4 separate regions of the Homo sapiens genome follow, and regions 1, 2 and 4 are each linked to region 3. Evidence: chromatin loops called from intact Hi-C (ENCODE). Cell type or tissue: A673. All regions are shown on one strand. Region 1 overlaps NOS1AP (nitric oxide synthase 1 adaptor protein). Region 2 overlaps NOS1AP (nitric oxide synthase 1 adaptor protein). Region 3 overlaps SH2D1B (SH2 domain containing 1B). Region 4 overlaps NOS1AP (nitric oxide synthase 1 adaptor protein).

Evidence for each region. Peaks named below come from ENCODE experiments on the same cell type or tissue, not always from the same donor. Only the 100,000 strongest peaks of a DNase experiment are listed, where the experiment ranks them.
Region 1: a loop joins it to region 3, with 23 times the contacts of the local background. A loop is called at or near these places in 26 of 110 quality-filtered maps.
Region 2: it touches region 3 in a loop (15-fold over the local background); 6 of 110 quality-filtered maps call a loop at or near these places.
Region 4: it touches region 3 in a loop (5-fold over the local background); 2 of 110 quality-filtered maps call a loop at or near these places.

What each region holds. Positions count from the first base shown.
Region 1 is chr1:162,284,573-162,292,572 of GRCh38, reverse strand. NOS1AP (nitric oxide synthase 1 adaptor protein) reads right to left here. Exons shown (of 10, transcript NM_014697.3): 3 at 5,137-5,229. Among named protein-coding and RNA genes, the nearest start is that of MIR556, 54 kb to the left of the region's middle. In A673, no CTCF peak of the experiment used is centred here; DNase peaks (open chromatin) are centred at 3,232, 3,482 and 5,612; H3K27ac peaks cover 7,562 bases.
Region 2 is chr1:162,225,968-162,233,967 of GRCh38, reverse strand. The region is part of intron 2 of NOS1AP (nitric oxide synthase 1 adaptor protein); the gene reads right to left. Among named protein-coding and RNA genes, the nearest start is that of MIR4654, 73 kb to the right of the region's middle. In A673, a CTCF peak has its summit at 3,604 (motif pointing right); DNase peaks (open chromatin) are centred at 3,297, 3,707 and 7,087; H3K4me3 peaks cover 1,122 bases; H3K27ac peaks cover 6,741 bases.
Region 3 is chr1:162,387,632-162,395,631 of GRCh38, reverse strand. SH2D1B (SH2 domain containing 1B) reads left to right here. Exons shown (of 4, transcript NM_053282.5): 4 at 1-364. Among named protein-coding and RNA genes, the nearest start is that of C1orf226, 9.9 kb to the right of the region's middle. RefSeq lists a silencer at 3,439-3,733. In A673, a CTCF peak has its summit at 3,329 (motif pointing right); DNase peaks (open chromatin) are centred at 3,621, 4,321, 4,621, 6,411 and 1 weaker place; H3K4me3 peaks cover 472 bases; H3K27ac peaks cover 6,344 bases.
Region 4 is chr1:162,140,403-162,148,402 of GRCh38, reverse strand. All of the region lies in intron 1 of NOS1AP (nitric oxide synthase 1 adaptor protein), which reads right to left. All of the region lies in intron 3 of LOC105371475 (a long non-coding RNA gene), which reads left to right. Among named protein-coding and RNA genes, the nearest start is that of MIR4654, 13 kb to the left of the region's middle. RefSeq lists enhancers at 3,150-3,444, 2,834-3,548. In A673, no CTCF peak of the experiment used is centred here; DNase peaks (open chromatin) are centred at 1,892, 2,302, 2,832 and 3,372; H3K4me3 peaks cover 1,797 bases; H3K27ac peaks cover 4,510 bases.

The DNA.
Region 1 (8,000 bases), 100 kb after region 3:
CGAACCTTGACTTCACCACTGATAGGATGTGAGATTCAGGCAAGTTGCTCAATCTGCTTTTGAACAATCATAAGAATGGTATCTACCTAATAGGACAGTTGTGAGGATTTGTTAAGTGTAAACATGCATCAAACAAGGCCTGGGCAATAGCAGGTACTCCACATCAGTGTTAGCTATTACTATTAGCTGTTCTCATTATCACCTTAGTGTGTAACTACTTACATCAGTTTGCTCCCTCTGGTCTTCTACTTTTCCAAACAGATGAAATAAGATTTGAGGGAAGACATGGTCCCTGCCCCCTAAAGCTAACAAACTATGGGGGAAAGAGATAAATAACTACAATGCAATCTTATAAAACCTGTAATAGACCTATGTGTGCATACAGTGACAAAGAATAATTTTGCAGGGAAGGGTTCATATCTAATATCCTTATGTAACCTATGCAGATCCTTGAACATGGTAGACACACAATGAATATTTGTTAATGAAAATGATGGAGCCTTTTTAGAATGCTGCCTTAGGGGATCCCAAGAAAGTTATTGGTTCATAAGAGAAACTATATAAAACTGAAGCTCTTTGGGTCCTTTATTAGAAAAATCCCTTGGATGAAGTTCAAGACTAGTCTTTCTTACTCAGGATTCCACTCCCTAGCAAATGGTGCTATAGCGTGATTCCAGTATTATAATAACTAATCATTACATATACATGGAAAAGATAATTACTTGAGCCTAGATGCGAGTTGAAGAAAATGTACTGGTTGAGAGACATCAAAGTACAGCTAATTATCTTAGTAACTGGGTTTACATCACAAATTCAACCTAAGATTCATAAAGAATTTGAGATTCATTATCTGTTGGCGTCAGTTCAAGATGACAGCATTTTTAGATATTTGTTATTATAACCAAAAAGATGTTTTTTACAACTCAATGAAAGTTGAATATATTTGGCCACTGCCTACACTAGTATAATGCACCTGAAGATTACAGTCACCTGAACAAATCCTACAATTAATACTATGGAATTAGCAATTTTTATGGAAGCCTTCCTATATTTGAGAAAGGATCTCATCCTTTTTTTTTTTCCTTTTAAACTGGCAGATTGACAGGAAGAAAAAGAGGGAGGACAACATGATAAAGGTAACAAACTAGACTTCATTTGATCCAATTGCTAAGTATTTATTTTCTCATAATTTAATGACATTATTACACACAAATAATGTTCAATCAAGCAGCTAGTGAACAGCCACGATTACTGAAAACATACTACATGTGTCTGGTGCCCAGGCAAGTGCTGGGCTTACAAAGATGGCTCCTGCCCTTAAAAAGTTCACTGGAGGGCAGAGACTTACTGTAAACACAGTTCTCAGCCAGGAAACACATCACCATTCACCAGTTACAGACAGGCTGGGAGAGAGAGGAGGCTGGGATGGCTGCCTCAGAGATGTTGGACCTCAGAGGGTCCCCTCCTGCTCTAGAAGATTGGGAAACAACAACATAGTGACCCACTCAGACTCCAGGGGCTGTCTTTTGTGGGTTTTTTTTTTTTTTGATAGTCCAGTAGATTCTCAAAGACCTAAATACATACAGGTGACCTATATATACACACAAACACCAAAAAGCATGGTTCCAGAGCTGGCACAGAGTATCCGAGCTAGAAAAGTTAAAGTGATCACCTAATTGAACTCTTCACAGTTGAAGCTGAGAGAGGCAAAATAACATGCTTAGAACCACAGGCCAAGAAGGGTAGAGCCAGGACTGAAACCCAGGTCTTCTCATCTGGGGTGAGGGTCCCTCCCAGCTTGTCACACTAACCTAGTGAAAATCAACAAGCTAATTGTGGGAGGAGAGGGCTATTCAATGTTTTTACCCACTAGCCTGGCACAAGCACCAACGAATCAGTGGGCAATGTCAGGCTGTACATGGAACCATTGCCTCACGGCTGAATATAGGCTATGGCTCTCTCTACACCTACAGCTACTTGGCAAAGAGCTCTAGTTCTTAACCTAATCATGATGGTGATCAGTGACATTTGCCAAGTATTCCATTTCCTTGGAGAAAATTGTGCATTTACACAATAGCATGTCTACTCTCACCTCTCTCAATTCTATAAGCAGAGAGAGAAAGTGTGCATGTGTCTGAGTGTGGTGGTAGCATTAAGATACCAGAGAACTGTCATATGAGAACAAGATGACAAAAAGGCTGATTGCTGTTAATGTGCATTCATCTGTCAGAGATTGTGTAAAATGAACCCCGTGGTTAAAGGCATTATTCAAATCACAGCCACGGCCCTGGAACGGACACTAAGTGTGGGTGCAGGAAACAAGATGGGCAGCTCCCTTTTCCCAAGCCTGGCATCAGAAGAGTTAGATCTAGGAAAGACCTGCTAGACCATCTTTTTTTCTGGGCCAGCAGGACGATGAAGCCACACTGGAGATTACCCAGGACGTAGTTTCAAAGTGAGTCACGAGGTCCCATGCACTCCCTCAGGGAGATGCTACTCCAGCCTGGCTTTCATGTGCTTAGTGGAGGCAGGGAGGCTTCTCTCCAGGTGATACCTCAGCACACACTGTGTCATGAGATCCAACCTCAGTTTTCTCACATGCACAATGGGGAAGCCACCACACGTGGTAAAGGTACATGGGAGAGACAGTGAGGTGAGAAACAAGACTGTGCTCTAAGGGCAAAACTATGAAGTTGCCCCATGATGGACAACAACAGAGGTGTATGAAGATACCTGAAAGGGACAGAGCAGCCCCTAGGACAGTAGGTGTTTACATTTAACCTAATCGAAAGTCAACAGGCTGGGTTCAGTGGCTCATGCCTGTAATCCTAGCACTTTGGGAGGCTGAGGTGGGTGGATAAGCTGAGGTCAGGAGTTCGAGACCACCTGGCCACCATGGCGAAACCCTGTCTCTACTAAAAATATAAAAAATTAGCCGGGCGTAGTGGCGGGCGCCTGTAGTCCCAGCTACTTGGGAGGCTGAGGCAGGAGAATGGCGTGAACCCGGGAGGCGGAGCTTGCAGTGAGCCGAGATCCCGCCACTGCACTCCAGCCTGGGCGACAGAGCGAGACTCCGTCTCAAAAAAAAAAAAAAAAAAAAAAAGAAAAGTAGCTGGGCGTGGTGGCAGGCGCCAGTAATCACAGCTACTCGGGAGGCTGAGGCAGGAGAATCAGTTGAACTCAGGGGGTGGAGGTTGCAGTGAGCCAAGATTGCATCACTTCACTCCAGCCTGGGCAAAAGAATGAAACTCCATCAAGAAGAAAGAAAGAAAGAAGGAAGAAGGAAGGAAGGAAAGGAAGGAAGGAAGGAAGGAAGGAAGGAAGGAAGGAAGGAAGGAAGGAAGGAAGGAAGGAAGGAAGGAAAGGAAGGAAGGAAGGAAAGAAAGGCAAACAAAGATATGTCAGTCAGAAGTGGATGTGTAGTGGGGTGGTGGGAAGATTCTGGGAGTGTCAGCCACAGATTGCTGAGGAAAGCAATCTTACACATGTGACAAAATTAGCCCATTTTTTTCCTCTGAGGATATCTTTTGCTCAAATTCATATTGTCATCATCCACGATTTCTTTAACAGGCCCAGGGCTTGACAGGCCTCAGCTTGATGTCCTGCTCAGGAACTCCAAGAGGACAATACTCTAAAGACTGTCCCGTGACTGTCCACTCTGTACATACATGTGAGAGGAGAAGAAGCAAAACAGATGTCCCCAAAGGAAGAACAAGATGGGGCCCATGCACACAGCAAAGGTTTACAAAGCCAAAGATATTTAATTCCCTATACTTGTGAATTTTGAAGAAGGTGGTTCTTTATAAACAGTATATCTTTTTTCTACATACTTGCAGCATCATAGCCATAAAACACTTTCTAAAACCACCAATGAAAGTATTGAGGGAGCATGAAAGAACAAGTTTTGGATTAATACGTAAGAGACCTTTGTAAACATCCAGAGAGGAAAGGGGCTGCCTCAGGAAGTAGTAAATTTCCCATTGCTACAGGTGTCCAATCATACACTGGACAATGCCCCTTGTACGGACATTATAAACAAGATTTAAGCCCTTGGATTGATATGACAAGTCCCCTTTAAGATCTCTCTCAGCTATATGGTTCTTCAAATTTATGTTGCCTACTATGATTCATTTGTCTTTGCTTCCATAACCTCCACACTCTCTCCCTCTAGCCCCGACATTCAAGGTCTGCTTTAAGTCCCAGTTGAATTAAGAGTGACTGAGATTTGGAACCAAAATAAGCTCAGGAGGTCTATGGAGGACTATGATATGGTGCTACCATCAATAAATGTAAAACAAAGGCATCATAAATAAAAAATAAAAACATCAGCAGAATTGAGAAACAGGGACAAAAAGGGCTCCTTATATATACTCAATCAGCCAAGCTCTTTTCTGTTTCTTTTTGAAAACACACATCCTCCCATCCTCCCACCATACGAATCTAGCCTTTCCAAGGGGTTAATGTTACCTGCCACAACCACATACAACTGGCACAAAACAGACAAGTGTTTAAACAACATATGCTCACTTGCTTGTCTCTCCCCAACTCACGCTGAATGGATCAATCCCCCTGCCCATCCTCCCGACCTGGCCACACCCCACCATCCCTGCACACGGAGCAGCAGCAGTGGCTGGGTCTTGAGGGACGATGTAAATATAGGCTGCAACAGGAGGATGCAAGGACATACAACGGAGGGGGCTGCATGGCACCTGGGGTGGGACTGAAGGATGGTCCTGCAATCGAAGGGGACAGCTGCTGAGGAAGCCTCCTCTCGCTGCCCAATCCCACTGAACCCTGCTATTCTTACTAAAATTGAAAATATTTTCTACCATCAGGACTCAAAACTCAAAGATAAAGGTATGAAAATGGGGAGGGGGGTTGAAGGCATGGATGACAGGAGGTGACTCCCATCACCTGGGGTACCAGGACTGACTGAGCCAACTGGTGACTAGGCCTTTGGCCTCGCCTCGCCCTACACTCTGCTGCAGCCTGTCAGCACCATTGCTGCTCAAAGCAGAAGAGCTTGCCAGATAAGGGAGGGATTCTCTCTGGAGGTGGGCCCAGAAGAAGAAGGTACCCCATGCCTACCTCCCCTGCTTTCCTCTTCACCTCAGATTCTGGTTCAGAGCCACTTACCTTTTTCTTCTTCTTCAGAATCACTTTCACTCCATCCACTGAAACCATAATGCTCACTTTCTTCTTCTTGATGTTCTTGGCTTTAAACTCATACTGCAAGAAAGAAGAAAACAAAAAGAAAGTGCAATCTGATGAGATCAGTGCATCTATACAGACCCAGCTAGCCCATGCCTGGAAAAAAGGTCCCCAGACAGGTGTGGGGAATAGCTCCTGGGGGCAGGGAGCACCTCGGGGGATGTAAAAGCAGGTGGATGTCTCAGGCAATCTCTGGGTTAGAAACGGGACTCTGAATAGTCTATACCACTTCTCAGCCATCAGCTAGCTACCCTCATGAGATGAAAACATAGCCTATTTGGAATATCCCATAAAAAATCAGAACCTTCCCTCAATAACTCATTCTATCATTTAATGACTTCCACGGTCAGGCAAGTATTCCTAGTGTCTCATCAAAGGCTACAGAAACTACATTCCATCCTCAGCAAAGACTAACAGCTGGAACCAATCTTCACATCAGGGTTTTTTACACACTGAAAGATAATTATGAATTCTCAATTACTCTCTAAAAGTTCAATTTCAAATTTCCTTTATCTGTGAGTCAGTCTACAAGTCTACCCACAGCCCTGCTAGCCTGAAGATTTTGGCACATCTAGAAAAGATATGGCCTCAAAAACCATGTATTTGTTAAGTTTTATTTAATTATATTTTTAATTGACAAATAATTGTACATATTCATGGGGTATATAGTGACAACCCCTGTGTTTTGAACTCTTATTTGTAGTTCTAGACAGGGATGCTCCAACCACAGACCCATACTGCTGATGGATGTTGGCGTCATCCTCAATCTCAGCTCTTTCTGGTACATTTGTTCATTCATAGCCATCTCTTAACACTTGTGTAGCTATTCATAACTGGTGGTATAATTCTACATTTTCCTCAGTGAACTTCATTTTGAGCACTTCTCCAGTTTATTAAAACCATTTTCATCTGATTCCCATCTTACTATCACCGCCTAGCAAACTTCACTTGCAAGCTCTCCAATCAAACATCTGGGCTACAGATTAAAAATTAAGATACACAAGACCCAAAGCCCACCCACATCCCTTCTCCGGGACCTTTTATACTCAAGACCTTCTCCTACCATGTTGCCACTCAAGCCTGGAAAAAGGCACCTAACACCTTGACAGTGCATCTGAAACCTAATTATTTCTACAGTTAGCATTGATAGGCATGAACTTAATCCATCCTAATGAGATAAAAACATAGCCTACTTTGGAAATCTCATTAGAAATCCAGAACCTTCTCTTCACTGTGCCTTTTAATATTCTGATGTTACAAACTCAACTCAGAGCTTCCTACTGTCCTGAGTCTATCCTTTTCACTAAAATCTCAGATCTTCTATTCCACTGTACAGAGTTATTGTTGATACTTCTTGGCTATCTGTTTCCACAAGAAACATTCTTGTCTCTACAAGAATAGGACCTCACTAACTGAGGTAAGAGATCCTTCTTCACGTTGTCATTGCAGGCTCTGGTCACAGCTGATTTGAGTGTCCTGGTGACAGCAACCTACATCATTGATGACCACAACCTACATCACTCCCAGTCTGGTGGTCACTTCCCCACCTCCACTCTACCCTGTCAGCAGCTCTTCTTTTACCAAGGGGCCCTGGAAGAAGAGCAAACCAGAGCAGCAAACACACGGAGACAGGAGGAAACTCCACTTCAGCCCAGGAACCCCAGGCCAACTAACAGTAAAGAGTAAAGGGGAAACGGGAGGCAGAGAGGGAGATGGAGACAGAGAAGAAGAGGCGCATCTGACAGGATTTTTTTTTTGCACTGGAGTCTGGCTTAGGTAGGACAGGACCTCAGCCATATAACAAATTCCTCTCTAGGTCAGCAGCCACAAACCAGCGAAGGTTAAAGTTGGTTTGATTGGCATGCACTTGAGGACATGGCTCCAGTTTGCATTGTGTCACCCTGACTGCAGCATTCTGCTCAGCTGCAGTGCTGGATGAACTCAAATAACCTCTGGGTGGGAGAACCGGCATTACAATCTGCAAGTCGGCTGACTTTGGCCTTGTGCCTACTGAGAGGTGAACCAGCTACATTTCCTGACCACACCTGCATTTACCTCCAGTCACTTGGGCTTTAATAAACACAACCTTCCAGCTGCACCTCCCTTCTGAACGAGTCACTAAAATCAGGCTGCTCCTGCCGGCCAAAGGAGTACAGAAGAGTGTGTCTGATGCACTCAGGTGGAAGTTAAAGGCTGAAGAGTCCCAGAAACACCCAGAAGAGGGCAAAACCTACCCTAGACAGGTTGGACCTCAACTCTTTTATTGTTCTTTGGTCTCTTACAGTATATCACTTTCATATGCCCCATATACTTCTCTTTTCTAACAATAAAATCAAAGCAGAAATATCAAGTACCTACCTCTGCAAAACACTACATCATTCTCCCCAGTCCTGGTTTTAGAGAACATATTGCCTGCTATGCCATAACCTTAAATGTCTTATATTTCTGGAAGAATGTTGTAGTTGACCATATCTCTCTTTCTTGCTTTGTCCACCTCCCTGTTGGTTTCACTCTCTCTGTGGCCTTTATTAATCATGATTTCTTACCCGAGCATAGCAAGAGGCACCCAGCCAGCTCCTTGCTTGTGTATCTGAAACCTTATCTATTTCTACAGTTAGTATTTTGGCAGGCTTGGCCATGCCTTTTAATACCTTCGTCTTAAGAACTCAAAAGTGCAACTGAACTTTCTCTTTAGAACTGGAAACAGGTCTCTAATTCAATCACCATGCACATAGTTCCCAATGGCTCTTACAGGGTCTGTGGGCACAGTCACTGCATGAAAAAGCATG
Region 2 (8,000 bases), 160 kb after region 3:
TTACTACCACATGTGTAATGCTTCCCTAACTGTTGAATTTTAAAGGAAAAAAGAAAATCACAAACCATTCCAAGGTGCCAGAGTCAGATCTCCAATCCCAAAGTATTCAGGAGCATGGAGAAGAGGTTAAACATCTCATACGAGTTTCTTGGAAGAAGAGGAACCACTTAGTAGGCCAAGAAAATCCTCACAAGTCCTGGCCACAAAGCAAAGTTTTGAGAGGCTTGAGTTCAAAACACTGCCTTGCAAATAAAGTCCCAGAAAGTCATATCTATCTTTGGGATTGGACAATAAAGTACTTAAAATAAATGATAAAAGTTCATCAAGTGTTTCTAAGGTTGATGGTTATTGGGGGAAAATTGGAGTGACTGCTATTGGGTATAGGGTTTCTTCTTGGGATAATGAAAACATTCTTAAATTGTGGTGACGGTAACACAACTGGATCTACCAAAAAAAAATCACTGAATATTACACTTTAAATGGGTAAACTGTACACTATTGATTTTGTCTCAATAAAGATGTTATTTTTAAAGACATACCTCAAGTAAAGGAGGACACTTGGAAAACAACCAGGTTAGAGTCTAGGGTAGTCTGACCCTCCTGGGAGAGTCAGAGCCACAGCAGTACAACTACCCCGCCAGCCACCACCATGCAAGAGCCACAGGCATTGGGGTGGGGAGGAGCTACTTAGCAAGCTCTGTTTGCTTTGGCCATGAGGATGAGCAACACCAGGGGTTCCATATATAGCTCAATGCTTCTCAAAGTGTAATCCCTGGAGCAGCAATATCAGTATAACCTGGGAACTTAGAAATGCCAGTGCTTGGCCCTACCTCAGACCTACTGAAGCAGAAACTCTGAAGGTGGGGCCCAGCAACCTGTGTTTTAATAAGCCCTCCAGTAGATTCTAAAACACACTGAAGTTTGAGAACCACTACACAGTTTAATTCTTAAGGGCACAGACTATGGAGCCAGACTGTAAATTTGAATTCTGCCTCATCCTCTTTCTGGCTATGAGTCCTTCAGCAAGTTACTAAACCTCTGTGTGTTAGTTTCCTGTATATGAAATGGGAGAAACAACCATACCTATGTATCATAGGGTTATTATGAGGATTAGATGAGTTCATTTATGACAAGGACTTAAATCAGTGTCTATTACATAATAGAGTGCATAATAAAGGTACATAATAGGTACATAATAGGTACATAATAAAGCAAATAACTATTTGCTTTAAAATTTTTTTAATATTCAGATTTGGGGTTGGTCTCATGTACTTTCACCCTTGGTAAGCCAAACCAGCATAAAATTGAGGCAGGTTAGCAGAATCAAAGCACAAGAGAGAATCCCACAGAATGGGCAAGCTGTCTTGTAGCTGTGTCAGCAGACCGCATCTGCAACACACACACACACACTTAGACACACACACACACACACACTCTAAGCACAAAAGAAGATCACAACACTCTTCAGCTTCCCTGAGGAAAAGAAAGAACTTCCACTTTGTATGACAGAGCAGGGAAGATAAAATGTTCTACATAAAAGTGGCAAAATAAATCAATTCCAATAACAGCCTTTTAATTCTCTGATCCCCAAGAGGAAAAAAGGAAGTGAACAATGTCAAGTATTCCAATCACAGCCATTAACAAGCAGCTTTTAACAGAAACTGAATAAACCACCTTCCCTTGTCCCATAAATTCAGAGGGATTAGGTTTTCTGCCACCTCGAGGACTCCCAGTCATGACCTTTCAAACTCAGAATGGCAAGATCTTTGCACTTTACAAACCCAGGTTTGCACAATTAACTGGAGTCAATCCCATTTTCCAAGGTACCTATTTCTCTCTCAAATTGCGACCAAATTGAAGCTTAGGGGCCTAGACTTCTAATAAGCTCCACTGCTTAGAGTTACAAAGGATACCTCTGTGCTACAAGAGCATAAACTTTATGTGGATAAACTGTGTGTGCTCATTAAACCAACTTTGAAAATACATAAATGTAGGAAGAAGAAACCAAAACAGCCCAATACTAATTCCCAAAGATAACCATTGCTAAGATTTCAGTGTATTTCCTTTCTTTTTCAATACATAGGTGGTTTCTGTTTGAACTTCACATAAGCCTTTTCCTAAAATTTTCGTAACTTTTTAGAACATGGCTTTTAATTATATGTAATGCTCCATATGTGGCCACATAATTACTATAATCCTGTGCCAGTTATCAATTTATCATCTCTCAGCTCCAAGTCTCTCCTGCTTTGCCCTGCTTTCTGATACTGGAGAGGAACCCTGTAGTCACTGGTCATATATAGCTACTGAGCACTTGAAATGTGGCCAGTATGACAGTACAGTTTGTACTAACTGTACATTAGTGCAAAAACATAAAATATCAATAATTGTATGTTGATGACATATTGAATATTTTAAATATATTGGGTTAAATAAAATATATTATTAAAATTAAGGCAACAAAAACATAAATAAATACATTGGACTGCATTAAAATGTAAAACGCCTGTGCAAAAGACACAACAGAGTAAAAAGACATCACACTGAACAGAAGAAAATGTTTCCAAATCATGTATCTGATAAAGGGTTAATGTCCAGACTATATAAGAAGTACAGCTCAACAACACAAAAGCCAAATAAGCCAATTTTAAAATGGGCAGAAGACTTGAGTAGACATTTCTTCAAAGAAGACACCCAAATGGCCAGGAGGCATATGAAAAGCTGCTCAACATCACTAATCATTAGGGAAATATAAATCAAAACTATAAGGAGATGCCACTTTACATCCATTAGGATGCTCACTATTAAAAATCAGAAAAGACCAAGTGTTGGCAAGGATGTGGAGAAACTGGAACCCATGTACACTGTTGGTGGAAATGTAAAATGATGCATTTGCTATGGAAAATAGTGGTTTCTCAAAAAATTGAAAATAGAATTACTATATGATCCAGCAATTCTACTTCTGGGTATATATCCAGAATAACTGAAAGCGGGGTCTTAAAGAGATATTTGTACACCTATGTTCACAGCAGCATTATTCACAATAGCCAAAAGGTAAAAGCAACCCAGCCAATCCATTGACATATGAATGTATACACAAAATATGCTACCTACATACAATGAAATATTAGCCTTTAAAAGGAGGAAATTCGACACCTGCTACAACAAAGATGAACCTTGAGGACATTATGCTAAGTGAAATAAGCCCATTACAAAAAAACAAATACTGCATAATTCCACTTATATGAGATACCCAGAGTAATAAAATTCATTGAAATAATGAGAATCGTGGTTAACTGGTGTTGCAGGGAAAGAAGAAAGGGAAGTTGTTGTTTAATGGGTGTAGAGTTTCAGATCTGCAAGATGAAAAAGTTTCGAAGTTTGGTTTGCACAACTACTGAACTGTACCTTGAAAAATGGTGAAGATGGTAAATTTTATGTTATATCTTACCCAAATTTAAAAATTAGTATCACCAGATTCTTTTTAGCTTTTTAATGTGACTAGTAGAAATTCTGAAATTACATATGTGGCTTGCATTATATTTCTATTGGACTGAGCTGCTCTGAACATTTCCCCATTGCCAGCTGGCACAACATTGGGTCCTGTCAGTAGAGGGTGCTGAAAGGAAAAGCTTCTCTTCCTGGTTCTAGTGCTTTTGTTCTTACTTCTATGGCACAGCAGGCAACTTCCTGGCCAATGGGATATGGGAGACCCAGCAGCATACACCCCTCCGTCCGGTTTTGCTGGCGCCCCAGTGGACAGCTTCCTGCTTACCAGCCCTGTCCTGTGGTGCTCCAGTGACTTCTCTACCATCCAGTGGGCCCCAGCCACTAACTCTGCAAGGAGATCTGAGTCTCAGCTTTGGGGGATCCCTTCCTAGTTTATTCTTCCTTGGACACTCTCACTCAGCCCTAGGGACACAGGCTGCTTCTCTTGTATTCTTTAAAGTTCTTTTTACCCATCTTAGCAGTTGATTTTCATTTACTAGTTAATAATTCTTCATACTAGATTTTCCATTCAAATTACAGGTATGATTTCTGTATTGGATACCATTAGTAATGAAAAAAGTTGCTGAAGAAGTGTCACAAGGCTTTGAGCAGTTGAGACACGTCTTGCATTTCCCACTGTTCTTCTCAGGTTCTAGCTCCCCTCCTCCTCTATTTTCAGTTCCCTAAAAACAGAAATGTATGTTTTTCATTGTATTACTACCACCCTGGGATTATCATTCAGGGAGCACATTAAGAACTGAAACTCATAAGTCAATCAAGGGCTATGTCTTCTACCATTCATTCAACAAACATTTATGTACTTAGCTCCTATCACGTGAGGGCAATATGCTGGGTGTGGGACAGAGGGTGGTTGAGAATTTGAAAAAGAAAAAGTAACACAGAGAAAATAAACAGGAACAGGTGAAACAGAAACTCAGGCTTCAAGCACCTAACAACCCAGCAAATAAAAATAAAGGATGATACAATTCACTATAATGTAATATTTAAAAATATAAAATAAGCAAATAATTAAAAATAAAAGAGGCAGACATACCATTCTGGGTACCCTAATTGGCCATAGGAAAACATGTAAAGAAAACAAAAAGAAGTTTTTGCAACATTCTGTCCTCCTCAGGGCTTTTTCTTACTCCAGGGTTTCCTCTCTCCCCTACAGACATCTAACCAGTATCTTACTAACCAAGAGTTGTGTTCTCAGGAGCAATCCTAGATATTATATCTGCATGCTGCACAGGCCTGGTTCCTATTCTCATGCTTGCCTCTGCCTCCTTCCCGAGCCACAGCCAAGCAGCACATTACTAGAACAGTCCTAAAGAGCCAGTCAGCTCTATTTCACCTGTTAGGATCATGGCCCCAGACTCCAACTTCATCCCAACTTCCACATTGAACACAGGATTAAGATATTACCTGCTCCCAGGAAAATTTTAGTTCCAGAATTTCCATTTAGTTTATTTTAAGAGACTCTAGTTCTCTGGCAAATTTCTCCATCTTATTATCTATTTATTTCAATGTATTAATTACAGTTATTTAAAAGTCTATGTCCAATATGACTGCAAGTTAAGAAGGTCCTGTGCAATTCTAATTCTCCTGTGTATTTTTTTTCTCTTGTTTTACCATCATTTGGTTTTACCATCTTAAGCATTTGGTAATGTTTTATTGACTGCCAGACATTGTATTTGAAAAATGATAGCGTTAATTTGAGGGTCTGAACGATGTTATCTTCCTCCAGAGAGTACTTGTTTGCTTTTGGCAGGCAGCCGGGGTAGAGAAAAGGAACCTTGATCCATTTGAGCGAGTTAGAAGGTAAGTGTCAGCCTTGCTGGGCGCTGGTCTATTGCCAGCTTGCCCTTACTCCTGAGAGAAACCTTCTGGGGGTCCAAACTGAAAGCCTAGGGGGTTCACCAGGCCCCTCCTCCTTGGCGAGTCTTGAACTCCTATTCTGTCTCCTCAGTTCTGAGAGACTGTTGAAAGCTCTGGCACCTAATTTAGCTTCTTTGCTGCCACTTACAAACTGGCAAATACCTGGAGGGAAAAGTGGCATCTGATGGCACATTTCTCTTCATTTCCTTCATCTCCACCATTCTGGCCTTTCTAGGCATCAATGCCACGGTATTCTCCAAGGAGAGTTATATTATTTCTATTTACACTCACAGTAAACATATATACGCTTTTCTGGTATTCACAGTGGAAGGATTAGTATAATACAAACTAGTCTGACAAAATCAGAAGAAACTCAAGAAAAAAATTATGATGGTATATCAGAGCTTCTCAATCTAACCTCTAAGCCTTTTCTCCTTCAAACTTTCCAGCCCTTTATCTCTCCGTGCTTCCTCACTTCTGCTCTTCAATTCATGATCTCTTCAGCTATGTTGATCTCTTCGACTGTTGACTTCATTACTTGCTCCCTGCCTCAGTCCTATATTTTTCATTTCAGATATTTCCAATTGGATCTTTTCATATTGGCCTATTATTTAACAACCTTCTATTTTTATTTGAGAAACGCTCCTGTCTTTCTCCGATACTCTAAATATACACACTTTTCAAACTTTTCAGACTGCTCCCTGGTTTCTCTTTTTTAGGGTTTAAATTATCTTGTTTGACAGGTCTTCCACCTGTCTCTCATAGTGGTGGTTTTCCATGAGTGCAGAAATTTGTTTGCAAACTCATCTTGCATAGGAGGGTTTTTTCTCCTTATTTGCCCCTCACTAGCAGCTGAAATAATGATTGAGCCTTGACCAATAGGATATACAACTCTGAACAAGGTTCCAAAGTAAGCTTTTAGGATTTTCTCTAGAACGGACAACAAAACATAAGATATGTGTGTGCTGCACAGTTGTAGGTCCTATTCTCACACCTATCTCTGCTTCCTTCCTGGGCCATGGGAGAGCTACCTGCCACAAAGTTCAACCATGAGTGATTAGGCTCCAGTCAACTTGCAAGGAGCATGGTCCCAACCCCAGTCCACACAGGAGGATGGTTCTGATCTCCTGTCATGTGCTAAGTGCACTGAAAGGAGATCTTAAAGTCTGGGCCATCAATCCCCATTCTTGGTTTCTAAGATTTCCCCCTTGTTTTTTAATTGTTATATTTTTAAAATTGTTCCTATGTGTTTGGAACAGAAGAAATAATTCTGAATGTGCTTACTGTACTTTATTCACAACAAGTCCACCAGGAAATGTTAATATGGCCCTCTTAAATACTAAAAATGCTCATATGTGTGAAAAATTTATGTTTTTGTATATAGAAATAGATTAAACAACATCAATGCACAGCGGGGGAAAGACTGGAAGAATCTACTCTATGAATGTTAATAGAGATAACTCTGTAATGTTGGAATTAAGGGTGATAATTTTTTTAGCCTAAATATTTTAAACACATTTTCTATAACCATGTATTAATCATTATCCAGGATCCTTTTCTTTCTTAAAACTCACAACTCAAAGGAGAATGAATGGTGCATTTCATTTCAGGTAGTATGATGGCCTGTATATTCTTCCCTGTCCCCCTTAGACAAACTGGCCCTCTGGGGATTTAAAAAAAAAAAAGTCACTAGTATACTGAGAAAGAAGAGTTAAGAACAGAGTCCAAGGCCTGTCATCAAAGAGCTATTAAAGAGGGAAGAATTTCAGAGCTCCCTGAAGGCAAAGCTAGCTTACAAAGACACAAAGTGCTAATGGGGATATTTACCACTTGTTCTCTAACTAGCAGCAGAGCTTAGGAAGACATACAGCCTAAGGAGGGAAAGTGAGTTGTACTGGCCTACATACAGGTGAAAGTAAATATTCAGAAAAACTAAGGATTAAAAGTTAGTAAAGGCTTCAATAGAACATCCACAGAAAAGCCTTCCTGATGCCCCCAAATTAAATCAGGTTACTCTGTTAGGGTCCCCTTACAATCCTTACTAATCCTTCATTGCACTCATCACAATTTGCAAGTTCACAATTATTGTTGTAATGTTAGGTTTGGTATTTAGATGGTAAATACTAAGTATTTAGATGTTAATACTAAGAATTACTAAGTAAATACTACGTAAGTAAATATTAAGTATTTAGATGTTAGGTTTAGTATTTAGAGCTGCCCCACAATACCAGCCCAAGGAATGTGTCATTTTGCTCAAGGCTAAATCCCCAGGGCCTAGCACCATAGCAGGTAATCAATAAACATTTCTTTTCTTTTCTTTTCTTTTCTTTTTTTGGAGGCTGGAGTCTAATGGTGGGATCTCAGCTCACCGCAACCTCTGCCTCCCAGGTTCAAGTGATTCTCCTGCCTCAGCCTCCCAAGTAGCTGGGATTACAGGCATGCACCACCACGCCCAGCTAATTTTGTATTTTTAGTAGAGACAGGGTTTCTCCATGTTGGTCAGGCTGGTCTTGAACTCCCAACCTCAGGTGATTCGCCCACCTCAGCCCCACAAAGTGCTGGGATTACAGGCATGAGCCACCACGCCCAGCCAATAAACATTCCTTGAATGTTGAATACAAGCAAAATATTTTTAT
Region 3 (8,000 bases):
ATGATTTTGTCAGCTATAAATAATAACATTTTATTTTCTCTTTCCTTGCAATACCTATGCTCATTTATTTTTTATGTTTACCCATTGGTTAGGGCCTCCTGTATACATTAAACAGTTCATAGTCATGATAGTGAGTATTCTTACACTGTTCCCAGTATTACAGGGAATGCTTAGAAATTTTCTTTATTTAAACATTATGTTTGTTGTAGCCTTGTTAAAGGCTATTTTATAATTTTTACTAGAAATATTTTGACATTTATTGTGATTTTTTTCTATCTCTAATCTATTGAGATAGTCACATTCCTTTTGTCTTCACTCCATTATAAAGGTAAGTTACCTTAATAAAATTGTTGATATCATTTCATCCTTGCATTGCTTCACTTGATAATATTTTATTATTTTTCATAAACTGTGGAATTTGGTAAGTTAATATTTCATTTAAGATTTTTGCATTAAAACTCATAAACCAAATAGGACTATAATTTACTGAATCATGGTTACACTGTTCATATAAAGCGAAGAAAAGTCTTTTTCCTTTTACCATTTTCTGCAACAACTCTTCAGGTAAAGATTATTTGTTCTGGGCTGGGTGTGGTGGCTCACACCTGTAATCCCAGCACTTTGGGAGGCCGAGGTGGGGGGATCACTTGAGGTCAGGAGCTCAAGATCAGCCTGGCCAACATGGTGAAACCCTGTCTCTACAAAAATACAAAAATGTAGCCAGGTGTGGTGGCACACGCCTATAATCCCAGCTACTTAGGAGGATGAGGTGGGAGAATCGCTTGAACCCGGGAGGTGGAGGTTGCAGTGAGCCAAGATCATGTCAGGGCACTCCAGCCTGGGTGACAGAGTGAGACCCTATCTCAAAAAATATATATATAGTAAATAAATAAATAAAAATAAACTTATCTGTTCCTTGACATTTTTTAGTACAGTACTTTCTTATAAAACTGAGTTTGAGACTCTGGTGGGGTGGGGTGGGGTGGAGTGGGGGGGCATCTTCAATTACTATTTAAATATTAATACTTTTTGATTTGTTAAAATATTTTGCCAATTTTGTCTTTTTTTGTTTTTCTAGAAATGTGTCAATTTTGTCTGTTTTCACAATTATTGGCAGATAGTTTGTAATATTCTTGCATTATTTTAATGCTTTCTTGTGACTGTAGCAACATCTCCTTTCTCACACTGTGTCTATTTGGATCTTACTCTTTTATATTTATTGATTTTATCTATCTTATTAGTCTTTTCAAAGCCAGCTTTTGGTTTTGTTCATCTTTTTTGTTACTGCTTTTAAATTGTTATTCTCTATTTATTTGATTTCCAGCCTCATTTTAGGGGGGCTTATCTGACTTGTTTTCAATACTTATTATTTTCTAATAAATATATTTATAGTTATGAATTTAGCTCAAAGTACTATTTTAGCTGTATCCCATAAATTTTAACACAAATAGTGGTTATTGCAGTTTAGGTCAAAGTATTTTTAATTCTTGTAAAAGTATCTTCTTTAATCCAAAAACTATTTAGTAGTTCATAATTGTTTTCAAACATACATTTTTAGTTATTTTAGTATAGATTTCAAACTATATCACGTTAAGGTTGGATAACAGCCTGACTTCAATTTCTGAGGCTTCCTTGCTGACCTGGTATATGTGAACATTCTGTGAATATTTCATTTGTTTGAATTACTCTTTCTATTCATTTTAAAGCTTGTTCTCTTTACCTCTTCCCCAAATGTATTCAAGATTATAGATTATATAAAACAAATATTTTCATAGATTTGCATATTTTATCTATTTGATCTATCAGCGTCAGAGAAAGATAAATCTTTTAATTCTATATATAATAGTATTTAACTTTCTGATTATAATAGTTAGTATATTAACTAGTTTTTGTTATTTTACCATTTTTATTTTAACTGTTTTTTAATATTTTTATGTGTATATATTTTTATTACTATTTTATCATCTTCATTTCCTTTATTTTATAAAGTATTCCTCCTTGTCTCTCATTAGTTTTGCCTTTATTTATATTTTACATCATATTAAAATTGCTATCTCAACTTTTATTCATACTTTCCTAGTATGTAATTTTCTGTCCTTTCATTTTCAAGTTTTTACACCTTTTATCTCTGTCTTCTGTGGACACAATATTGCTGGATCTTTTTTTTTTTTCCAATTTAAGATTCTCTCCTTTTGTTTGGTGAGTTCAAAACACATGTTTATTATAATTTGTTCTATTGGAATTTATACCGCCATCTTATACATTCTTTCCATTTGCTATACATTTTTTCCTTTTTTTCTCCTTTTCTGCTTTCCATTGAATAGATCAAATTTATCTCTGTTAATTTGAAAGCTCTATTAAAAAAATTTAGTGTTTACCCATAACTTATTAGGCCCTGTATTTTTATTTTTCTCTATAACATTGTAAATATATCAATTGTTATAATTTAACATGCTCTCATTTCTCTTCTGTCACCATCACCAATCCCATCAGATTTTCTGAAATTATCTAAAATTTTAATTGTTATTTACTCTTTTGGGTCCTTTATCATTTAAATAACAGTATACTTTACTGAGTCAATTAGTCATCCTTCTTGTAAATTTAAAAAACACATAGCACTCTCCTGAGTTTCTCTTCTTGGCAGAATATTTTCTGCAAAAGTATTTTGCATATTTGAAAATTGCTATGAGAGCAGATTTTAAGTGTTCTCATCAAAGATGGTCTTTGAGTGGTAAACCTTTTGCGGTCTTTTTAATTTTAGATTAATTTAAATGATAGTTGAGCTAAATATAGAATTGTAGGTTTAAAGTTATTTTCCTTCAGTGATATAAAACATATTAAGTTGCTAGCACTTTATGTGTAGGTTTCTTACTGAGATGTCTAATGTCAATCTGATCCTCCTTCACTGCTGAACTTTTTCGTGGAAAGTTGAAAAATGGCCTGTCTTCATGATCTTAAATTTCACTGTGATGTGTCTAATAGTGAGTTTTTTCTTCTCTATCAAATATGAAACCTTATAGGCCATTTTGCTCTTGGGATTTTAATCTTTCTTTACTTTTATTACTATTTAAATGAATAGAATGAATGAATGAATGAATGAATGAGAATTCTCATTCATTTTTCAAAGATTTCTTCTATTTTTTCCCTCCTACTGGAATTTCTAATTAAGAACTGTCCTCTCTTTTATTTTGCCCTTGAAATGATATTTGTTAAGTGATCTTAGGAAAGATACAAGCCTCTCTAAAATGGAGACAATATTTATCTCATAAATTACTATTAGTTTTGTCATGGAAGTCTTCCTTTCAGTTACCAGAAACTGCAATACCTGATGCCAGCCACAAGAGGCCAGACAGCCATCAAGAAAACTAGTACTGCTTGAGGGTTTTATTTTCCTTTCTTTCCTTCCTTCCTTCCTTCCTTCCTTCCTTCCTTCCTTCCTTCCTTCCTTCCTTCCTTCCTTTTCTTTCTCTCTCTCTTTTTTTGTAAAGCCCTGCTGAGTACCATGGTAGCTATTAGACCTGAAATATTTCTTTAGCAAGTATTCTCCAAACAGTACTCACTTCCCCATTGAATGCTTAATCTCCAGTGTCGATAACAGGATTAGTTTCTAAGCCAGGCTTCCCTGAGTTTGCAATGTGAGATGTAATAGGTGCTCTTGCCACTCCTACTGCAGGGCGAAATTCTTGCAATTCAGAGAAGGCTCTTACCGACACCCTTAAGAACGAATGTTTTCAGGAGGTACTATTGTTAGCTCTGTCACTTACTGGTAGAGTGACTATGGGCAAATTGCTAAGACTCCCTAAGCCTCTGGTCAGCTTCATCTAGAAAATGAGGATAATGACTTACCACATAAAGTTACTGTGGAGCTTCACTGAGATGACGCCAGCCCAGGTTAACATGTTAACAATGCAGTCTTTGTTGTTTCCTCTTTTGTAAAATGAGGGGACTGTGGAATGGGTCTTTAAATTCCCATCCCATGTGAATATGCAGTGTTTAATGAAACTGTATTACTCCTTGGAGAAGATCTAACTCAAAAAGATGTTTCTGAGCCATGAACGTTTCCTGGAATTATTTATCAGACTGGCGCGATGGAGATAGAGAAGTAGGGGAGGGTGGCTGTTCCTCAGGCCTGAAGACTTAGGTCTTCCCAGAGAGTTCTGCCTCTCAGTTGTAAGACCCAGGGAATTGGCTTAGACATCATCTCAGTCTCAGTTTACCTCTTCCTAACATGGGGCTGAAATACCTCCCTCACAAGATAGGATTCATGAGATCGTGTGTGTGAATCTCTTTAAGCACAATAGAATAACATCCGTATCTGGAAAATGGGCTTAGTAAGACCTCCCTTGGAGGGCTATGAGAAAAACAAATGAGACCATGTGTATAAATTGATTAACACAATTCCTGGAGTATATAGAAGCTTCAGAGAATGATAAAGCACCAATTAACAGTCAAGCCTAACACAGTGAAGTAGAATGTTAAGAATTGGAACTCAGAGCCCTGTAGGCAGCTCCCAGAGGTAGGCAGGTGCCTGGCACTGAAGCACAGCCCTTCTTGCATTATGCTGGATATAAGTGCTTGCTTCTACCAGCTCCGTGGCAAGGTGGCATCTGTCCAAGGAACAGAGTTAATGAAGGCTCCGGCTGCAGATAAATGAGCTTCACATTGGCCCATTAATCACTTTCCACTTCGAAAATGGCCACCCTCAATCCTTCTCTGTGGAGTTGATGATCATGTACAGAGGCTGCCTGCGGATAGAGATCCTGAGGAAGAGGGGCTGAAAGAGTCCTGCTGGTCTACCCCAGAGCCTGTCTAGTCTGTTCCACACAAATTCAACTGCAGGTTTCCTGAGTTTAGTTCCATTCAAAGTGCATCTTTATCGAGCTCCTGCAATATGCCAGACACTGTGCTGGGAACCGAGGAGTCAGGGATGAAGATGGCATGGTCCCTGCCCCTGAGCTCAGAGACCTGGGGGAGAGAAGCATGAGGATGAAGCGACTTTCTATGACACATGGAGAGTACCGTGATGGAGGAACACATAGGATGCTACGGGAACGCAGAGAAGGGGTGGGGTGGTGTCCGGGAAGCCACCTGGAGGAAGGGATGCCTGAGTGGAAATGTGAAAGATGAATTAACATAGCCTAGTGAAGTCAGAGGAAAGGGACGGGAAGGTAGAAACGTGACCCGGGCAGATGGACCATCTTAAACACAGGCATGGAAGCAATTCGGAGCAGGCTGGGGCTCTGAGGGAAGTACAGCACAGAGGCAGCAGTGGCAGTCGCCGCCAGCTAGGCAGGCAGGCCGGCCACAAATAATCCAGAGTGCGGAGAACCCACCTGACACCTCCCCCACATGCGTCTTAGCAAGCCTCCTGGCCAGGTCACAGCATGTGCCACCTACACAGTCGATGACTGATGATTAAGGGGGTGGGGTAGGGAGAGGCATGGACAAGACTGCCACCCCCACCTCCCCCTCTAGCTTTCTTACACGTGAAATCGCTTCCTAGATGGCTTACACAGCCTCTCCGGGAGGCCCAGTTCCTAGAAATGTCACACATTGGCCAGGTCTAAAGACTACTTGCCAGGTCAGCTGCAAAGACTTCCTGACACATAGGACCCAGGATTTAAGCTGAACAAGGGAGGCTGGCTGCAACAGAATTTACCAAGTACCAGGAGATTATGGGAAGGCAAAACAACAGGGGCAGTCCCCGCTTGTCTTGAGCTTTCCTATCCAGCAAGGGGGATCCATCCATTGCAGGCTCAGGATAAAGTGGGGGGCATGCATCTTGCTGAAGCTGCAAACCGTTCCCAGGGCAGACAGTTCACTTTTCTCCTGCCCCTTTGGCTTGCCCCATGAAGGCCTGGACCAACCCAAAGCACTCCTGTGACAACCACAGGGAATTGTTCTAAGTTGCTGTGAGTGAGCCCCCGAAGTGGGCTGAACACTGGGATGTGCTTGAACATCAGACCAAGCCAACAAGAATTTCCCAATAAACGCAAGCCTAGAAAGCAGGTGGCGGCAGACATGGAGCGATGATTCAGGAAATAGGTAGCTAAGCAGATGGCACTGGAAACAGCTGGCTGGTTAAACAGTAAAAAAAAAATGTTGCGGTTTGTCGGAAGGTTGCTTTTTGTTTGGGTTTTTTTGTTTTGTTTTGGTCAATTCCAAAGAACACACTGGCAATGTTCCCTGCTCTATATAACCAACAGACTCCTCAGGCAACTTGCACGAAGGAGAATACAGTCTGGAGTCTGAGGTGGTCCTTAAATATTTCCTCAAGCTTGCTTCCTCGTCTGTGTTGTTAATAGCCAAGTGATTCGTTTTGTGGGGTAGCTTCCCCAGGCTCCCTTGGGCTGGACTATTTATCATGGCAGCAGCTGGAGATAAGCTGGACACAAAGAGGATTTGTGTCTCAGGAGAGCTGGTCCCTAGATACAGAAAGTGGAGGAATTTTCTCATTAGGAGGAAGTCAGTGGTGGGGACTCTGGGCTTTCCTCCTGTGCCCCCAGTGCAAACAGTAGCAGGGAGGGGGCGTCCTGGAGGGGAGATGTACTTGAAGATGCTTTCACTGGACAACTTAAAGCTTCCAGAGTAGATTTCCTTGGGAGAGACGAAAGGTATTAAATGCCATCTGCACTGGTGAAGCTTTCCAAGGGGGAGGTAGGAGTCTCTCTACAAGGGCTATATGGACTTAATTACTTGTTCCCACTAACAGAGAGGCCACAGTGGGAGGCTCCAGGCTGAATGTCCCAAAGCAGGGCGGCGAACTGAGCGACTGAAGCCCGGGGCACTCTGAGGGCCAAAGTCTCAGACAAACCATCACTGAGTTTGCCACCACAGCTAGATTGGCCTGGGAAACTCCGCAGTGTGGGGAGGGCAGCAGAGAGAGGAGGACAGGGAGTCCAAGCACAGAGAGTTCTAGAACACTCCCAGGATTCACTGACCTCAAAGGCATTGTGAAATGTGAGAGCAGATTAAACTGACCCAGCAGGAATTTTCTGAGATTAGGGTAGCATCTGAGTACATTTCCGGGTCGGCTAATTTCATAAAAATTCTGAATACCAACTGGGGTCCCTGCCAGCATAGGCACAGACCTAAGGAATGAGGTGGGTCTCCTGATGGCCCCTGAGTGTGTTTCCTTCAGCAACTACTAATGGCAGATTTAGTCCAGAGGAAATGAGCACTCTCTCGGCTGAAATTAACTGCCTCACCCTGAGCCCCACTTTGGTGCTTCCACTGCATTTCACATCCTGATCACATACCCTGTTAGCATAGCGCCCGGGAGGGCAGGTATGATGGCACTCCCATCCATTCAGAATGGAGAAAGAGGACCGCGTGTCACTTTTCCACCAACGTCACCACAGTCCCCTAGATAGCACTTAGTGCATGGCAGGAAGGGGCTTGGATATATTGTCTGAATAAATGCATCTTTGTCCCCCAGATTCTAGAACAGTGACTCAGCGTAGAGCACAGCATTAAAAAACATGACATCTGCACTTCCGTTTTCACACTTAAAATTCCCTTAAAAATTTTTTTACACTAGAACTGTTTATACTTGATCTTAGACAAAAATAACGACTTCACATAATAGCGGGAAAGGCATGTTAAAAGCACGTTTCACACCTGAACGACTGCAGCAAGATACCGAAGCCATTCAATGGGAGAGGTTGTCTGGAGTCACCGCAGCATACTTATAAAGAAAAAAGTTGCTATCGTAAGCATTTTCAATGCCTTTTCCCAAAACATGGAGGATTGGTTTTTGTGTTTTTCCTGCTTTCCCTGGACGATAACGCCGCAGCCCACTGCAGAGACAGCGAGCAACCTTTGAGATCACAGCTGTTCTTTTCTTGCCCCTCTGCTGAGAAACAAAGTGTGGGAGTGGAAAAAAATGCAGAAAACGTTAGGGACTTAGCCTCAAGCCTGAGACGCCTCTGACATGGAGCCAGGGAGCCCCTGCATGCGGAACTGTGGAATCCAACCCCAGGCATAGTCACATCTGCACG
Region 4 (8,000 bases), 250 kb after region 3:
GAGAGGACTCCCATACCTCCATGCAATTCTCCTGTCTAGAACACACAGCTAAAACATGCTTTAGTCATCACTAGCTGACCGTGCCTCCCACAGGTCCAGGTACACAGGAGATGCTCAAAATACATTTGACTGAGTGGAATCCTCCAAAAATGAACACAGATTCACCCCAAGTGCCCATGGGAGAATCTCTCCTCTGAGGAGCATCCTGAGTCCTGGATTCTGCCTGGTGTTCCGGCATCTGAGGCATCAGCCTGCTCCTTCCAGCCCTCCATTACACTCTGTATAGTCCCACAGCAAAACTTACTTGACTTTTATCCAGGTACTTCAATTGGACCTAAGCCAGATGCTTTTACAGTAGCACATGCAATTCCTGGTTTACCGAGAGGGGTGGTATGTTAAACCTTCCTGCTGGTGGATTTTTAATCACCTAGCCTTCTGTAAGACTTCTGTAGCATTCCTGCATCCCCCCCTTCCAGGAATCCCTGCTGTGAGACATCAAACAGGGCCTCTATTCAGAACATTGACCACTGAGCTTAAGGGGAAATAAGGTAAAGGAGTTTAAAAATACCAGGGCCTACTTCTTTTTCATTAACATCTAGAAAGAAAAAAACTATACAGAAGATGCAAACTGTATAGGTAATCAAGATATGGGATTATCTGTATCTGTTCTATCTTATCTTCCAGATAAGCAGGAGCTAACTGCAAATAAAGTTAACTGAAAGACTTCAAATTTTTTTATAAGTTTCTGGACAACCTCAGCCTCAGTACTAAGTTAATATTTCATAAAGTGCTTTCACTTGCTGGCTTCCACCCTATTTTCTGGAGATTAACTTCTGAAGACACCAATCAACTCTACTGTTGTGGCCCCTGGTACACGAATCATAATGTGAAAAGCAGCAAGACAGAAAGCTCGAAACATTCACCAATGTAATTGCCATCCATAGACTTGTTAGACTTTCTGCCATCACCATCACCTTCTTCTGGAAACTCCTTTTATTCACAAGGTTTATGTCAGGTGCTTCCAGAGACAAGGGAAAAATGTATTTATCTTTTTTTTTTTTTTTTTTTTTTGAGACGGAGTCTCGCTCTGTCGCCCAGGCTGGAGTGCAGTGGTGCGATCTCAGAGGCTCACTGCAACCTCTGCCTCCCGGGTTCACTCCATTCTCCTGCCTCAGCCTCCAGAGTAGCTGGGACTCCAGGCGCCCACCACCCCACCTGGCTAATTTTTTGTATTTTTCATAGAGACAGGGTTTCACCATGTTAGCCAGGATGGTCTCAATCTCCTGACCTCGTGATCCGCCTGCCTCAGCCTCCCAAAGTGCTAGGATTACAGGCATGAGCCACCGCGCCCGGCCTTGTATTTATCAATCAAAAATAAATGCATCAGATTATTCTGCTTCTGATAAAGTTGGAGTAGCTAGTATCAGACTAAGCCTCCCACAAGTAACAAATAGGAACTCTGAACAAGATAGAAAAAATAGCTCTGCATAGAACGCAGGACACAAAAAGTGAACCACAATATAAACTGTGAATGTTAGTTCATAATAATGTATCAATATTGGCTTATCAATTGTAACTAATGTACTATACTAATGTAAGATGTTAATAATAAGGAATGTATGAGAACTCTGGCCTTGCCTCTCAATTTTTCTCTTAACCTAAAACTTCTCTAAAAAATAAAGTCTATTGTTTAAGATAATAATAGTAACTTTAAAAGCCCTGGAAAGAGACAAAAAACAGGCAGAGATTATGGGAAGTCAAGCTTTGAAAGAAGGGAACTGCTCTTGGTGAGGCTTGGGTGTGGGGCATCTCGTCTGGCAGCACAACCCCACAGGCACAGTGCAGGCTGGCTGGAGCTCAGGCAGAAAAGCTCACTCTGACACCCTGGGGAGTTGGATACCAGAGACGGGGACAGCCAGAGGAGCTTAAAAGAGAGGGCAGGCAGGAGGGAGTCACAGAGGGGAAGCCTCCAAAATCATGTGTAAACCCCAGCCAGGTCTTCAGGACCCCAACTGTGCATGTGCTCAGGAAACTCCAAGGAAACCAGCAGAAGGGGACAGTTGGAAAAACAAGAAAATCAAGTGGAGATTTTAACTGCTCCCCACCTCAGAGGAGGCAGATTTAGGATTTATGACCAGCCAAGTTAACTATCATTAAGAACAAGAAAACATGCTTCAGAAGAGGCTAGCAGAATCTTCTGCTATGGGTCTGTAAAAGCCCCAGTGACTAGCTAGCGCAGGCAAGGCCGCAGGAAAGGACAGGGCCCCCAGAAATAGGCATAACGTAAAGGTCCCTGCCTCTGCTGCACTCCCAGCTCTCATCTCCTTTCTGAAGCTGCTCAGTTCTACAGCCTCAGCACACAGGATACAACATGTGAGTTTCAGGGGTAACTCCCTTCTTTTACAGAGGACAGTGAGGCCCAAAGCAGTTAGCAGATGGCAGAGAAGGGGCTCAGTCTCCCTCAAGCTCCTGGCTTCTAGTCTAGGACCCCTGCATTCTTCCAAACTCTCTCCCTTGGGGGTCCCAAATGCAGTCTGGTCTCCCTGTCTACCTCCTCATATCCCGCTGGTCTCCTGGTCATACTGTGTCCTCTCTCCAAAACACACAAAAGCATAAAGAAATCTGATACCCTGGTCGTGCCTAGAAACCCCCAGCTGAGATTGCCCATCTGAGTTAGTCCCTGAACCTATCCTCTGTACTGATAGCTTCCAGAAACAGAGAACCAAAGGAGCTTTCCAAAGGACTGTCCAAAGGGAAAGCCCTTCCCTGCCTGCAGAAACTGCTCTTGTGCACAGCTGAGCGTCCTGCTGAGCGGGATTATGAATGTGACCAGGGTGAAAGTTCTCGCCTCATTTAGCATGGAACAAAGCAGCATTAACTGCAGCAGCAGGAGCGGCCCCAGATTCCGGGGCACACACTCAGCCAGTGACCTCCTACTAAATACTCTGGGGGAGGGGAGGAAAAAGAGAAAAGTTGCGTCAGGGTATCCCACTCCCCACTTGTGAGGCTTGCTCGGGGCTCTCCAGGTGCTAGGGTGTAAGGGACGTGGGGATAGGGACTCAAAGCGCCCATGTGGACATTTAGCAGCATCCTTGCTCTCAACTGCAATCAAGAGAGAAGCCTCAGTGCCAACCCCCCCACCCACCCCTCACATACACCAGAAAAGCTTCCAAAATGCTTGAAATGCAGCTGCACACCACGTCTTCATTTATTTGTAGTCTAAGAGGAATGAGGCACTTATATTTCTTCCTCTCTCTCCCAGCCCATCTGAAAAAGGAAGCACTATTTGAAGGCCATCTGATGCAACTGTGTCACTATTGATCAGTAGCTCAGCAGGGGCCGATGAATGTGCCGGAGATCACAGCAGAATCCTTCCTGCTCCTCAACATTAAGGGGCTGGGTGCAAAATGATTGCGATGACTTGTCTTTATGCTAATGCCATGCAATTCTCTAAAAGGGACAGAGGGTAAGACAGAACGATCCAACCAGCGTGCCCATGGGGAGGCTGTGTCTTTCAGTTCTTTTAGTCTCCATTAGCAAAAGCTTAGATGGGTTGGCCTGATTATTTCTATTATGAGGATCTGAGGGGTACAGCAAAGAGGAGAGAAAAAAAGCAGGAAGACAGAGAAACTGTTCTGGCCTTTCAACTATCAGCTCCTGAATAAAAGCTTCAGCTTGGTGATTAAAATCTCTGGCTCGTGTCACAGAGGCAGGTGTGAGGCAGAGGCCGGGCTGTACCCTGGGCCGGCAGCACTTTCTGCCATGCCTACCTGGGATGCTGACTTGGCCAGCAGGTTATTTTCTCCTAGGGAAAAGAAAAGAAAAGAAAAGAAAGTCCAACACATGGTGTGAGGCAAAGGGATACACTAACAAAGGCTGTATGATCATTAAAATCATCACCTGTATCAGGTAAACCAGGAATGGATAGGTGAACAAAGAACACCAGAAAACCAATAAGGAAGTCAGATCCAATGACAGAGTTTAAGTGACCTCGAATGTGATTTGATCTAACCCTTCACTTTATAGAAGGGAAAATCAAGGCTCAGAGAAAGAATGAAAACGTAGCTTGTGAGTGGCAGAATCAGAACCAGTGTAGGACTCCCTACCCTGTACCACCATGCTAATACTTCAGTAGGAAATAAGTAATCAGGATGAACATAAGCCAATGCCCCAGCAAGGGCTGGTTCACTACATTAAACTCAACTTGAGCTAGATGAGGATGCCTGTGTATGGACACCCAAATGGTCAGAAGGTCAAAAACACATCAGTGAAAAATGGTGGGGCACCAAGACTTACAAGGAATGGACGGGGATCCCTATTTGGTTCATCTGAATGACTTTGGGAATGGAATTAAAGGCACATAAATAAAAATGGTGCCATGACACCGAAGGAGGGAAATGGTCATCCAACTACTGGAGAACAGTAAACTGAAGAAATGAGAAGGCTGTCAGATGACAATAGAGAGAGATCCCTTATTCTTCACATGAAGAACGAAAGCACTCAGCTTTGCGCAGCACCAACATCCTACACCTCCTAAATTCTAAGTACTTAAACTCACCAAGCCTCTGTTTCATTCATGAAATGTACCTAGTATCTGTACTACCTACATGTCAGGGTTGTCATAAGAATCAAAATTAGATGGGCCAGACATGATGGCTCACTCCTGAAATCCCAGCACTTTGAGAGGCCGAGGTGGGGGGATCACTTGAGCCCAAGAGTACAAGACCAGCCTAGGCAACATAGGAAGATCCTATCTCTATAAAAAATAAAAATGAAAAAATTTAGCCAGGTGTGGTGGTACACGCTTGTAGTGCCAGCTAATCAGGAGGCCATGGTGGGAGGATCGCTTGAGCCCCGGAGGTCAAGGCTACAGTGGGCCATGATTGCACCACTGCAAATCAAAATTAGATAATGCAGATCAAAGTTTTATAGTTTAGAAAATATTATAAAATCATAAGGAGATAATATTCTTTGTATTATCATGTTCTTGCTTTGTGAGCCAAGAAGATCCTGAAGGTACAGAATTTGTAGCTTTACCATAATAGCCTCCTTGAATTCTCATAGACTAATAACTGTACACAGAGTGAGGTGATCTAAAATGCCAGAGTAAATGGAAGGGCAGAATCAAGAAATTAGTCTCAACAGAATCAAAGAGGAGTGAAGACGGAAGTGGTGAATGGCACAAGCAGAGTGTTACCAGTGACCAGACCACAGAGACAACTGGCAAACACCCCCACCTGCCACCCCTCATCAGGGAATGGCTAACTATGACACTGCTCACAGAACCTCATGGGATGGGCTCAGTTTGAGGTAAACACCCTGTCACATTTGCCTCCGACTGAGCAAGTTGCGACCAGGAAAAGCCTTCCTGGAGTTGGGAATGTGGGGTCTGCAGTGCAGTCATTAATCATTTGTCAGCCTCACTGCTGAATGAAACCCCACAAATGAGTAAAATTTCCAGATAACTGGCATGTTCCCCACTTAAATATAAAGTTTTCTATATTTTAAACTCTCTTGATTAGAAATCTCTCTAAAATATATTCCACGCTGTCCTAACAATCGAGTCTCTATAAGCCAGAATAACCTTTACATACATCACTTAACGTGTAAGTTACAAGTCAGCAACGACCCTGCAAGGAATGGCTCCAGACTACTATTAATACTACACCTTTTGAGTCCTTGAAGCTGATTTTTAGGATTTTTCTAAAACTTCCTACACTGTTAGCAGAAAGAAAGATGACAATATGCTACACATGCTTTCGCCTTTAACAATGCCTGTCCTCAAATCCTCAAGGAAGTACTAGCAAGACAAATTCGGCAACATACAAAAAGGATCATACACAATGATCAAGTAGAATGTACACCAAGAATAAAAGGTTAGTTCAACATATGACCATATGTTCATCTCAACAGACAAAAAAAACCCCACATTTGACAAAATCCAATACCCTTTCATACCCTTTCATGATTTAAACACACACACACGCAGAAACACACGCACACCAAATTATGGATAGAAAGGAACTTCCTCAAACTAATAAAGGGCTTCTACAAAAACCCACGTCCTATTTAATGGTGAAAGACTGAATGTTTTTCCTTTAAGATCAGGAACGAGATAAGGATGTCCACTCTTGTCATTCTATCCATCTTCCTTACAGAGCCACTGTAAAGATTAAATAAAATAATACATATGAAGTGATTGGCATTTAGATCTTCTGTCAGCTCTACATCTAAGTTAGTTCTCCCTGTTATACCTGGTTCCACTTATCAGAGTTGTGAGTTAATATCTGTTTCTTAGATTAACTGTGTCTCTCCAAACTAGACTGCATTGGTAGCTCCAAGGTATAACTGTTGTTGTCACCACTGTATCCTGAGCGCCCAGTACAAAGCTTGGCCCACCAAACAAATGAATGGACAAATGATAGCTTTTCCTGTTTTTAAGCAAGAAATTTTAAGATGTTTTCTAGTTCTTTACCTGCCTTCAGGCAGTCCCACTCCTCCTGCACTATAAAGACTCCATCATATTACCCAACTTCCTATGGTGATCCACCCAACAGTCCTCATAGCAGAGGAATTAATCATTCTCATTAACATCGGCAGCAGCATCACAAAACAGCAACTATTTTTGCAATGATTTTTCAGATAAGGTAATCCAAGTAAGCTAAAGGGAAGTAGAAAGTCTGAGAAATTAAGTCCCGGCATTAGTTCCTCTAACCAAAAGGTGGAAAGAAAGAGAGCAAGAAAAGCCACAAAATAATCAGAGAAGTCAAAGAGAAAAGAGTACACAAGGGCGATCAGTGAAAGGAGACGGAGGTGAGGGGCACACATGGATGATGAGGACAGATTTTCCCAGAAACAAAGAGGGAAGAGAGACATCAGCACTAGAAAGTAGCTCCAAGGTCTTTTGGCCCCACATCTTGTTTTACTCCAACAAGGCAGGACTGACTAATGTTCAATGATCAGGAGTCTTGCTCAAGGTCACTAAGTTACAGAATCAAAGTGAGAGAGGCTATGACCCAGGTATCCTGGCTTCAAAGCCAATGCTCTAAAAATAAAAATATATATTAGAATCACATGAAAAGTCTCATTGGTTCCAATTCCAGCTGCACCACTTTCTAGCTGCTCTATGAATTTGAGCCATCTGGTCAACCTCCCAGCACCTCAGCTTCATCATTTATGAAGTGAAATTTTGCAAGATTACCAGTGTGATTAAATGAGACCATGTAGGGAAAGCACCTAGTATTTCACATTGAAGCTCCATTCCTTTTTTAAAAATTACAGAACACTTTCTATTTGCCAAAGATAAGGAGGCAAGAATAAAAGAGACTGTAAACAAACAACCTACAGAATGGTAGTAAATATTTGCAAACTTTGCATCCGACAAAGGCTTAATAACTTAAATCAATAAGCAAAAAAACAAATCCAATAAAACGTAGGCAAAGAACATGAATAGACACTTCTCAAAAGAAGACATACACAAGGCCAACAAATGTAAAAAAATGCTCATCATCACTAGAGAAATGCGAATCGAAACCACAGTGAGATACCATCTCACACCAATCAGAATGGCTTTTGTTAAAAAGTCAAAAAATTACGGATGTCGGTCAGGTTGTGGAGAAAAGGGCGCGCTTCTATACTGTTGGTGGGAATATAAATTAGTCCAGCTACGGTGGAGAAGTCTGGAGATTTCTCAAAGAACTAAGAGCTGAACTACCATTTGAGCCAGCAATCCCATTACTGGTTATATACCCAAAGGAAAATAAATCATTCTACCAAAAAAGATATATGCACTGATATGTTCATTGCAGCATTATTCACAATAGCAAAGGCATGGAATCAATCCAGGTGTCCATCGACAGTGAACTGGATAAAGAAAATGTGCTACATATGCACCACAGAATGCTACACAGTGAAAAAAAGAAAGAAATCATGTCCTTTGAAGCAATGTGAATGCAGATGGAGGCCATTTTCCTAAGGGAATTAACACAGGAGCAGAAAAC